Regions from separate parts of the Homo sapiens genome. Here region 2 is linked to region 1. The links are chromatin contacts, found by Hi-C or POLR2A ChIA-PET in ENCODE. All regions are on one chromosome and are shown on one strand. The core of a region is the stretch at or near the end of the contact, and the rest is flanking DNA. Distances in the headings are between cores, read along the strand shown.

Region 1 (6,200 bases), core at 482-2,981:
CAAAACCCCGTCTCTATTGAAAAAAATACAAAAATTAACCAGGCGTTGTGGCGCATGCTTGTAATCTCAGCTACTCGGGAGGCTGAGGCAGGGGAATCACTTGAAGCCGGCAGGCGGAGGCTGCGGGGAGCCGAGATCGTGCCGTTGCACTCCAGCCTGGGGAACAGAGCAAGACTCCATTAAAAATAAAATAATAATAATACTGTGAATGTGAAACTGATGAACTTGGTGCTTTTCATGCGTCTCATAGTTGACGTGTCATTGATATTTCACTTGAAATACGGTTGGATTTTTATTAATAATATACCTGGGGTGATGGGAGAAGGTAGCCAATCACAGCTGAGGCTTCTAAGCGGTGATTCTCAGCCTCGGCCGCAATCACAATTATCTGGGACTCTCGAAAGAACTCCAGGGTCTGGGCAGTCCCAGTGTAACCAATCAAGCAGAATCTCTAGGCGTTCGTGCTTTGAAATGAGGCTCCACATAGGTAAGTTTAACAGGCAGTCAAGATGGAGGACCACAGGTGGAGATCGGGAAGCTCAGGTGAAGGACCGCCCCCCAACACCCCCCGCCCCCAAAAGACCTCTCAGTAATTCCGGTGGATACAGGAAGTGCTCAGCAACGATTACGCCCCGAGGGCCAATCACAGGGCTGCGGCCGAGAAAGAAGCCTTAATAGAGCTTTCTCAACCTGCAGCCCTCATCTCCGCCGGCGAGTAGGGCCAGGTGTTGGGAGGTGAGTAGCTCTCCGGCAGCTCTGCAACTTCATTTCTTTATTTCTCCATTCCACAGTTGGTAAAATTTCTCCTTTTATTTCATATATTTTTTTTCTGAGACGGAGTCTCGCTCTGTCGCCCAGGCTGGAGTGCAGTGGCGCGATCTCTGCTCACTGCAAGCTCCGCCTCCCGGGTTCACGCCATTCTCCTGCCTCAGCCTCCCGAGTAGCTGGGACTACAGGCGCCCGCCACCACGCCCGGCTAATTTTTTGTATTTTTAGTAGGTGGCTCACGCCTGTAATCCCAGCACTTTAGGAGGCTGAGGCTGGCAGATCACCTGAGGTCGGGAGTTTGAGACCAGCCTGGCCAGCATGGCAAAACCCCGTCTCTATTGAAAAAAATACAAAAATTAACCAGGCGTTGTGGCGCATGCTTGTAATCTCAGCTACTCGGGAGGCTGAGGCAGGGGAATCACTTGAAGCCGGCAGGCGGAGGCTGCGGGGAGCCGAGATCGTGCCGTTGCACTCCAGCCTGGGGAACAGAGCAAGACTCCATTAAAAATAAAATAATAATAATACTGTGAATGTGAAACTGATGAACTTGGTGCTTTTCATGCGTCTCATAGTTGACGTGTCATTGATATTTCACTTGAAATACGGTTGGATTTTTATTAATAATATACCTGGGGTGATGGGAGAAGGTAGCCAATCACAGCTGAGGCTTCTAAGCGGTGATTCTCAGCCTCGGCCGCAATCACAGTTATCTGGGACTCTCGAAAGAACTCCAGGGTCTGGGCAGTCCCAGTGTAACCAATCAAGCAGAATCTCTAGGCGTTCGTGCTTTGAAATGAGGCTCCACATAGGTAAGTTTAACAGGCAGTCAAGATGGAGGACCACAGGTGGAGATCCGGAAGCTCAGGTGAAGGACCGCCCCCCAACACCCCCCGCCCCCAAAAGACCTCTCAGTAATTCCGGTGGATACAGGAAGTGCTCAGCAACGATTACGCCCCGAGGGCCAATCACAGGGCTGCGGCCGAGAGAGAAGCCTTATTAGAGCTTTCTCAACCTGCAGCCCTCATCTCCGCCGGCGAGTAGGGCCAGGTGTTGGGAGGTGAGTAGCTCTCCGGCAGCTCTGCAACTTCATTTCTTTATTTCTCCATTCCACAGTTGGTAAAATTTCTCCTTTTATTTCATATATTTTTTTTCTGAGACGGAGTCTCGCTCTGTCGCCCAGGCTGGAGTGCGGTGGCGCGATCTCGGCTCACTGCAAGCTCCGCCTCCCGGGTTCAGGCCATTCTCCTGCCTCAGCCTCCCGAGTAGCTGAGACTACAGGCACCTGCCACTATGCCCAGCTAATTTTTTTGTATTTTTAGTAGAGACGGGGTTTCACCATGTTGGCCAGGCTGGTCTCAGTCCGCCTCGGCCTCCCAAGGTGCCGGGATTACAGGCGTGAGCCACCGCGCCCAGCCTTTTTTTTTTTTTTTTTTTTTTTTTTCTTCTCTTTTTTGAGGGTCTTACTCTGTTTCCCAGGCTGGAGCGCTGTGGCAGGATCTCGGCTCACTGAACCCTTGACCTCTCAGGTTCAAGCAGTCCTCACGCCTCAGCCTTTGAAGTAGCTGGGACCGTGGGAGGGTGCCACCACATCTGTTCTGGCTAATAATATTATTATTACCACTGTTTGCAGAGACTCACTAGATGTAGGGTCTTAATATGTTGCCGAAGCTGGTCTCTAACTCCTGGGCTCAAGCGATCTTCCTGCCTCAGACTCCCAAAATTCTGGGATTATAGGCAGGTGCCACCGCGCCCGGCCTAAATCTTTTCTTCTGTTAGAAATTAAGTGGTTCTGCCTGTCTCAGTGGCTCACGCCTGTAATCGCAGCGCTTTGGGAGGCCGAGGCGGGAGGATCACCTGAGGTCGGGAGTTCGAGACCAGCCTGACCAACATGTAGAAACCCCATCTCTACTAAAAATATAAAATTAGGTGGGCGTGGTAGCGCATACTTGTAATCCTAGCTACTCAGGAGGCTGAGGCAGGAGAATCACTTGAACCCGGGAAGCGGAGGTTGCGGGGAGCCTAGATCATACCATTGCTCTCCAGCCTGCGCAGCAAGAGAGAAACTGTCTCAAAAAATAAAATAAAATAAAATTCAGTGGTTCTGACTGGGGAAAGAGTAGCAGATGCTTAGATCTAGAGAGACTCTAGTTAAGGTTGGCTCATAAGAGGATAGTTGTGTGTGCTTTTATTTCTGTTCTCTTGGGGGATTTAGGATAGAGCTATAGAGAGCTCCAAAAAAAAAAATATATTGGAACAGGTCAGATGCTGTGGTTGCTGTGTGTGGAGTCCTGGGCAGTGCTAAGGTTTTGTGTCTAATGAGTCCTCTTAACAAGAAGGTATTGTTTTTTATTCACTGAGGTGAGGGAGCCTCTTAGCATCATTCTAGTCCAGCTTCCGGACCTGAGTCTTATGCAAATACCTATGCCAGTTGCCATTCTCACGCTATTCACAGCTATCATATAAAGAGGTGTTATACCCTTTCTGTAAAGTTTTTGTTGCTACTGCTATTTTTTTTTTTTTTTTTTTGAGACAAAGTCTAGCTCTGTTTCCCAGGCTGGAGTACAGTGGCGCTATCTCAGCTCACTGCAACTTCCACCTCCCAGGTTCAAGCAATTCTCGTGCCTCAGCCTTCTAAGTAGCTGGGACTACAGCCGCCTGTCACCAACCTGGCTAATTTTCGTATTTTTAGTCGATATAGGGTTTCACTATGTTGGCCAGGCTGGTCTCAAGCTCCAGACCTCAGGTGATCCTCCCACCTTGGACTCCCAAAGTGCTGTGATTACAGGCGTGAGCCACCGCACCCGGCCCTGTTGTTTTTAAAATAGAGACAGGGTCTTAAGTTGCCAGGCTGGTCTGGAACTTCTGGACTGGAGTGATCACCCACCTGAGCTTCCCAAAGTGCGGGGATTGCAAGCGTCAGCCACCACCCCCAGTGTTGTGTTTTTGTTTGTTTTACCAGGCTGGAGTGCAGTGGTGCGATCACAGCTCACTGCAGCCTTAACTTCCCTGGCTCAGGTGATCCTCCCACCTCAGCCTCCTCAGTAGCTGGGACTACAGGTGCATGCCACTATGCCCAGCACAATTTTTTTTTTTTTTGTATTTTTTTGTAGAGACAGGGTTTTGCCATGTTGCCCAGGCTGGTCTCAAACTCCAAGCAATCCTCCCACCTTGGCTTCCCAAAGTGTTTGGGGTTCCAGGTGTGAGCCATGGCCCCCCGGCCAGCTTCAGTAAAGTAAAAGCCACACACCTGTGTCCTGAGACCAGGCTCCACCACTAAGTTATCTTTAAGCCTTTTTTTTTTTTGAGACAGTTTCACTCTTGTCGCCCCAGGCTGGAGTGCAGTGGCGCCATGTCAGCTCACCACAACCTCTGCCTCCCACTCCCAGGTTCAAGCGATTCTCCTGCCTCAGCCTCCCAAGTAGCTGGAACTACAGGCACCTGCCACCACGCCCGGCTAATTTTTTGTATTTTTAGTAGAGACGGGGTTTCACTGTGTTAGCCAGGATGGTCTCGATCTCCTGACCTCACGATCCGCCCGCCTCGGCCTCCCAAAGTGCTGGGATTGCAGGCGTGAGCCACCGCGCCCGGCTGTGTGTTTGCATTATCATATTCAGCCCAGTTTTCACGAAGTTTCTTGTCTCCTGGGTGATCCACGTAGCTCCCCACTTCCTTATCTGATCTATGCTTGTCCTTTCATTGTTGTGTTACTACTTTGCTATAATGAGAGAGTGTTTTCGCTTTATAGGTTAACTTTTAGAACCTGAGCAGCCCCTCAGGGAAAACCCTGACAGTAGCTGGTTATTTTGCAATTAGAAAAACTAGCTGGGCACTGAGGCAGGTGAATCACGAGGTCAGGAGTTCGAGACCAGCCTGGCCAACTTGGTGAAACCCCCCATCTCTACTAAAAATACAAAAAAATTAGCTGGGCACAGTGGTGAATGCCTGTAATCCCAGCTACTTGGGAGGCTGAGGCAGGAGAATTGCTTGAATCCGGGAGGCAGAGGTTGTAGTGAGCCGAGATTGCAGCACTGCACTCCAGCCAGGGTGACAAAGTGAGACTCCGTCTCAAAAAAAAAAAAAAAAAAAATACAAAAAGTAGCTGAGCGTGGTGGTGGGTGCCCATAATCCCAGCTAGTCGGGAGGCTGAGGCAGGAGAACTGTTTGAACCTGGGAGGCAGAGGTTGCAGTGAGCTGAGATCGTACTACTGTACTCCAGCCTGGGCTGCAGAGTGAAACTATCTCAAAAATAAGTAAATAAAAGTAAAATGAGTTGAGGTCTTGCTCTGTTGCCCAGATGGGAGTGCAGTGGCACAATCAAGGCTCACTGCAGTTTCAGTCTCCCAGGCTCAAGCAATCCTCCCACTGCAGCCTCCTGAGTAGCTGGGACTACAGGCATGTACCACCACCCACTGCTAACTTATTTTTCATGGAGATGGGGGTCTCACTATGTTGCCCAGGCTGGGAGTTTGTTCTTGAAGAAGCAGGGTAGATGGTGAGTGTCCTTGTTCGTGGCACAGCAGGAACTGGCATTTGAGACAGGAGTGCTAATCACCATCCCTCTCCACTCCTCCCTTGATTGTCATCACAGCTCCCACGTGGGACAAGATGGTGTCTTCGGCGCAGATGGGCTTCAACCTGCAGGCTCTCCTGGAGCAGCTCAGCCAGGATGAGTTGAGCAAGTTCAAGTATCTGATCACGACCTTCTCCCTGGCACACGAGCTCCAGAAGATCCCCCACAAGGAGGTAGACAAGGCTGATGGGAAGCAACTGGTAGAAATCCTCACCACCCATTGTGACAGCTACTGGGTGGAGATGGCGAGCCTCCAGGTCTTTGAAAAGATGCACCGAATGGATCTGTCTGAGAGAGCAAAGGATGAAGTCAGAGGTGAGTGGAAATCGGTCCACACTGTGTCCTAGGAGGAAGCAGGCGTCCTCTCCAGGACTTTAGAAATTCAGAAGGCCAGGCGCGCTGGCTCACGCCTGTCGTCCCAGCCCTTTGGGAGGCTGAGGCGGTTGGACCACCTGAGGGTCAGGAGTTTGAGACCAGCCTGACCAACATGGTGATGAAACAGCATCTCTACTAAAAATACAAAAATTTGCTGGACGTGGTGGCAGACACCTGTAATCCCAGCTACTCCGGGAGGCTGAGGCAGGAGAATCACTTAAATCTAGGAGGCGGGGGTTGCTATGAGCCGAGATCACGCCATTGCACCCCAGCCTGGGCAACAAGAGCAAAATTCTGTCTCAAAAAAAAAAAGAAATGGCATTGAGGCTTGGAGAGGGACTGCTTGTTCTGAATGCAGGTGCTGGATCTTCATAAACCCTGGTGTCTGTCCTGGTCCTTATTTTCTACCTACTTCTTTTTTTTTTTTTTTTTGTCCTTTTATTTTTTTATTTTTTATTTTATTATTATTATTTTTTTTATTATACTT
Region 2 (5,330 bases), core at 2,123-4,622, 190 kb after region 1:
AATCCTGGAACTGAATCCCCCTCCTCATATGCTCCAGCCTCACCTCTCAAAACCACTGGCATAACCTGGTCCAGCTACATGCAAATCACAATTCCCTGGCCAGTGCCTGAGCTAATTTACCAACATGTGATGCCCTGAGCATGTTCACTAACTTATTTTCTGTTTCCCAACCCATGGCCTTGCATGTGCTGTTCCCTCTGCCTAGAACAGCTTTCCTTGACTATATTGTACTCATCCTTCTGCCCCAGCCCTGCCAGGCTCACAGTTGTCCTGGGTCTCCTGGGATGTGCAGCCAAAAGCAGCTGCAAGGGGTCAGGCAGAGACCAAGTCCCAGCCATCTCACCCTACCCCGAAGGTACCCGAGCTGCCCATGCGTCCCACCTCCGTGATGTTCTTGGTGACTTTTGCCTCTATGTCGTATCTCTCTTCATCCACCTTGTCCACACGGGCGTGGAGCTGTCGGCACAAGTCCTGGAGGAGGAACGTGGTGTGTGTTGTTGGGGGAACCAAAAACAGGGAGACCTGGACTCCTGGGTCTGAGGGAGAAGGGGCTCGGGGCCTGGACTCCTGGGTCTGAGGGAGGAGAAGGGGCTGGGGGCCTGGACTCCTGGGTCTGAGGGAGGAGTTGGGGGCCTGGACTCCTGGGTTTGAGGGAGGAGAAGGGGCTGGGGGCCTGGACTCCTGGGTCTGAGGGAGGAGGGGCTGAGGGCCTCGATTCCAGGGTCTGAGGGAGGAGGGGCTGGGGACTGGACTCCTGGGTCTGAGGGAGGAGGGGCTGGGGACTGGACTCCTGGGTCTGAGGGAGGAGGGGCTGGGGCCTGGACTTCAGGGTCTGAGGGAGGAGGGGCTGGGGACTGGACTCCTGGGTCTGAGGGAGGAGGGGCTGGGGCCTGGACTCCAGGGTCTGAGGGAGGAGGGGCTGGGGCCTGGACTCCAGGGTCTGAGGGAGGAGGAGCTGGGGCCTGGACTCCAGGGTCTGAGGGAGGAGGGGCTGGGGCCTGGACTCCAGGGTCTGAGGGAGGAGAGGCTGGGGCCTGGACTCCAGGGTCTCAGGGAGGAGAGGCTGGGGCCTGGACTCCAGGGTCTGAGGGAGGAGGGGCTGGGGCCTGGACTCCAGGGTCTGAGGGAGGAGGGGCTGGGGACTGGACTCCTGGGTCTGAGGGAGGAGGGGCTGGGGCCTGGACTTCAGGGTCTGAGGGAGGAGGGGCTGGGGCCTGGACTTCAGGGTCTGAGGGAGGAGGGGCTGGGGCCTGGACTTCAGGGTCTGAGGGAGGAGGGGCTGAGGGCCTCGATTCCAGGGTCTGAGGGAGGAGGGGCTGGGGACTGGACTCCTGGGTCTGAGGGAGGAGGGGCTGGGGCCTGGACTCCAGGGTCTGAGGGAGGAGGGGCTGGGGGCCTGGACTCCAGGGTCTGAGGGAGGAGGGGCTGGGGCCTGGACTCCAGGGTCTGAGGGAGGAGGGGCTGGGGCCTGGACTCCAGGGTCTGAGGGAGGAGGGGCTGGGGCCTGGACTTCAGGGTCTCAGGGAGGAGGGGCTGGGGACTGGACTCCTGGGTCTGAGGGAGGAGGGGCTGGGGCCTGGACTCCAGGGTCTGAGGGAGGAGGGGCTGGGGCTTGGGCTTCTGTCTGGGATAGGAGGGCCACATGGTCCTGAAGGAGTAGGTTGGAGCCAAGACTCCACAGACCTGCACACAAAGGGTGTTAGGGGCCAGGAGTCCCACGAACCATATATAATTGGGTAAGGACAGCCATATTGGACGCCTGGGTCCCGAGCAGAAGAGGGGATAGAGGCTGTACTGCTGAATTCCGGGACTAGAAACCTCGCATCCTTGGGAGCCGGTACCTGCAGCTCCGCGAAGCCCAGCCCGGCCAACTCCAGCGGCTGGCAGCGGGTGCTCAGAGCGCGCCCCTTCTCTCCGCGCCGCTCCTCCGCCTCTCGCTCCAGCTCTTGCTTTGCAATCTGCAGCAGCAGAGTCTGCAGAGGGGTGGGAGGGAAGCGCAGCCCACCCGGGGCTTCAGGATAAAGACCAGGCGTGGGGAACCGCCTCTGCCCTTCTAAACCCTCCAGTTTGGTCTCCACTGTTCCAAGGCCCCGTCCCACCCCGAGCAGTACTCCCCGCTAAAGCCACGCCCCGAGCGGCCAAACCCCGCCCACTTCCGCCCACCTACCCCGAAAGCCCCACCCATTCTCAAGCTCCGCCCCCTGAGCACCTGCCTGCTCTTTCCCAGTCCCGCCCGTCCTCACCTTCAGCTGCAATTTTCTCGAGGCGGAGATCTTAGATTTTTTCTGCCAGGGTGAGATGGAGCAAGGAAGGATCATGGAGGGGGATTCGGAGACGACGGTGGAGGGGACCTCAAGACACCCCCAGCAAACCCAGCCGGTCCAGATTTGGGCCCACGTCCAACTTGAGCCCTGAGTCTACGGGAGGCCACGCCCCTCATTCCCATCCACCAATCTGGGTCTCTTCCTTTGGATAGGCACTTCCCATCTATCCCTAAGCAAGTCCGAGGGCAACGGAGTTCCGCCCGCAGGCTGCTGTCACCAATCCGAGCATGACCCTCTGCAAAACTCCGCCCCTGAAGCCCCTCCGCGTAGTCCCCGCCCCCTTCGCAGCCCTGGCTCCTCCCCCCACTCCCAGGGTCTTGGATCCCTCCGGCGCCTGTACTCTGCCCCCAGGAAGCCCCGTCCCACCTTGGCGTGCGGCTCCGTGGCATAAGCGCGGTAGTTGGAGGAGCGGCGTCTGATTGGGGCTGGTGCAGGGCGAGGTTCCCTAGCCTGGGTTAGGAGGAGTGGGGACCCCATCACCACCAAGACCCCACCCAGCCCTTACCGTACCGCACCCTCTGCTAGGGCTGCAGCCTCCCGCCCCAGACCCCTCACTGCAGCGCCCACCCTGGCCCTGGGGGTCCCAGCCACGCCTTAGCCCGCTGCTCTCACCGCATCGCTGCTCCTGGAAGGAGAGAAACCAAGGAGGGGGGTTAGTGGTGGGCTGTGTCCTGTCTCCTAAGGGACCCCTGGAGTCCCCTCTGAACAAGAGGTCGGGGGACCGCGCTTCCCCTTCCTTGGGTTCCAGGAGTCTGACTCGCAAACCCACTTCCTCTCTTCACCCAAGAGTCCCTACGCCTACCTCGCAGGCCAAGGGTCCAGCCTCTCAGCTGCGACCCCTCTTGGGAACCCGGGAGGTCGCCCCCAACTCCCACTGCCTTGGGGCATCACTCACCCATCCGCCATGCTGAGACTCAGGCCGGGAATGGCAGGAGGCAGGGCGAGGACAGGGGCGTTTGGAGGGTCAGTGAGGGGGCCGCCCGGGTGACCTTCAGGGTCCCAGGGACCGTCAGTCTCCTCCGGGCTGCTTGAGACTCCCCGAGGACACTGAGATAAAGGGCGAGGACACAGACTAAATATACTGTCACCTCCTCCTCCCCCTGCCCACTATGCCAGATAACGGGGGCGCGTGAGGGGCGGGGTGGGCCCTGCTCCAGCTGGATCACCAGCCACCTCCGGGCACAGGAATCCGGACCCTCCTCCCTCTGATCCTGGAGTCCTAGACCCCTCCTCCCTCAGACCCAGAGAATGCCCGACCTCCCAACCTCCTCCTCCCTCAGTCCCAGGACCCTGGGAGACCCTGGCCACTCCCTCACACAAGGAGTCCAGGCCCCCAGCCCCCTTTTCCCTCAGACTCAAGTGTCTGGGCCCCCAGCTCCTCTTCCCTCAGACCCAAGAGTCCAGGCCCCCAGCCCCTCCTCCCTCAGACCCAAGAGTCCAGGCCCCCAGCTCCTCTTCCCTCAGACCCAAGAGTCCAGGCCCCAGCCCCTCCTCCCTCAGACCCAAGAGTCCAGGCCCCAGCCCCTCCTCCCTCAGACCCAGGAGTCCAGGCCCCCAGCCCCTCCTCCCTCAGACCCAGGGGTCCAGGCCCCCAGCCCCTCCCTCAGACAAGGGAGTCCAGGCAGGCCCCCAGCACACTTCCTCTCTCAGACTCAAGAGTCTGCACCCTCAGCTCCTCCTCCCTCAGACCAGGAGTCCAGGACCCCAATCCCTCTCCCCTCAGACCGAGGAGTCCAGGACCCCAATCCCTCTCCCCTCAGACCCAGGAGTCCAGGCCACTCAATAAATGTTGTTGATTAATTTGAGGATGCAGCTGTGCTCGGGGCTAGCTCTCAGTCAATAGCACTGGGAAATCCATCCCTCGTCCACTTGGAAACCCAGGAATCTGGTTTCTGGCTTCCTCTGTCCAGCACTCCTGGGCCTTTCTCTCCCAGCCCTGGAGACGGACATAGGACAGGAAAGACGCTTGGACACACAGAAGGGTGGACACAACTTGCTTTACTTGAACCATCTGGGTGCTGACCAGGCCCTGGTGAGGAGACACCCCAGCCCCTAGTCAGCCACAGGGTGCCTGGGAACAAGGGGGCCAAAGTCAAGGGCCTGAGACTCAGTGTCAGATCCTAGGCTGGGCTTAGAGCCTCAGAAGTGGAATTTGGAATTCTGAGAGAACAATCTAGAATTCTAGGAATAGACCATAGAATCTCAGAAATGGAATTTGAAAGTCTACCAACACTCCCGGGGTGGGGGTGGCGGGTACTGAGTGGGAATGATTAGAATAAAATTGAGGACTCTAGCAGCGGACTTAGAATGGTATCAGCGGGTTCTCATCCTACAACCTGACTTTGGAAGTTGGAGATAAGGGGTGTCTAGGGGTTGGGTCAGACTCCAGTTTTGGAGTCTGACTCACAGTTGGGCGGAGCCAAGGCCCCCTGAGGCTGAGCCAGAACCTCTGAGAGTGAACCTGGAGACTCAGAGGGCAGCTGGCAGGGCTCACAGTGTGGGGTCCCACCCTGCAGAGGCTGGGTCAGGCCCTCAAGGGCTGGGTTGCTGGCTTCAAGAGGCTGGGCCAGGATGTCAAGGGGCGGAGTTCCGGGTTCCACAGCTGGGACAGTGTTGCCCAGAGCTGATTCCTGGGACTTGCAGAAACGTGCGAAGGTCTCTGAAGGCCTGGCCCCGGTCTGTGGAGCAAATCCAGCTGCCTGAGCTAGCTCCCTGACCCGGGTGTTGAATCCCTGCAGCTGCTCCTGCCGCACGTCCACCAGGTACCTGCAGATGGGAAGCGCCCTGTCAGGGACCCAGATTTTGATCCCCAGCCAGGATGTTCCCCACCCTCCACCCCACTGACTCACCGGGCTAATTCCACAATCAAGTTCCCTCCGGGTGCCACACAGGCCCCAAGCTCAGGGATGAGAAGATGGACCATACTGCAGAGAGGACGGAGGACAGGCTGAGATTCAGCTCCAAATCCGGAGGGAGGATGGGGCTCTGGGATCCCAGACAATGAGG

The links. A loop is a pair of places that touch in the nucleus more often than their neighbours do. ChIA-PET counts read pairs that join two places held with the same protein, here RNA polymerase II (POLR2A). Pooled maps may share reads with other maps.
Region 2: POLR2A ChIA-PET joins it to region 1 with 20 read pairs in OCI-LY7. The contact joins the promoter of TNNI3 here to the promoter of NLRP2 in region 1. A Hi-C loop is called at or near these places in 3 of 50 pooled maps. POLR2A ChIA-PET finds 5 or more read pairs at or near these places in 2 of 52 experiments (OCI-LY7 and WTC11).

Annotation. Positions count from the first base shown.
Region 1 is chr19:54,964,643-54,970,842 of GRCh38, forward strand. It overlaps NLRP2 (NLR family pyrin domain containing 2), which reads left to right and starts at 1,732. Exons shown (of 13, transcript NM_017852.5): 1 at 1,732-1,825; 2 at 5,357-5,653. The coding sequence starts at 5,374. It also overlaps a transcript of NLRP7 not described here.
Region 2 is chr19:55,154,360-55,159,689 of GRCh38, forward strand. TNNI3 (troponin I3, cardiac type) reads right to left here and starts at 3,373. Exons shown (of 8, transcript NM_000363.5): 1 at 3,220-3,373; 2 at 2,937-2,949; 3 at 2,691-2,774; 4 at 2,244-2,285; 5 at 1,842-1,973; 6 at 382-471. The coding sequence starts at 3,230. DNAAF3 (dynein axonemal assembly factor 3) reads right to left here. Exons shown (of 12, transcript NM_001256715.2): 11 at 5,174-5,248; 12 at 4,306-5,090. The coding sequence ends at 4,703. It overlaps DNAAF3-AS1 (DNAAF3 antisense RNA 1), which reads left to right and starts at 4,950. Exons shown (of 4, transcript XR_007067345.1): 1 at 4,950-5,086. RefSeq lists an enhancer at 2,564-3,151.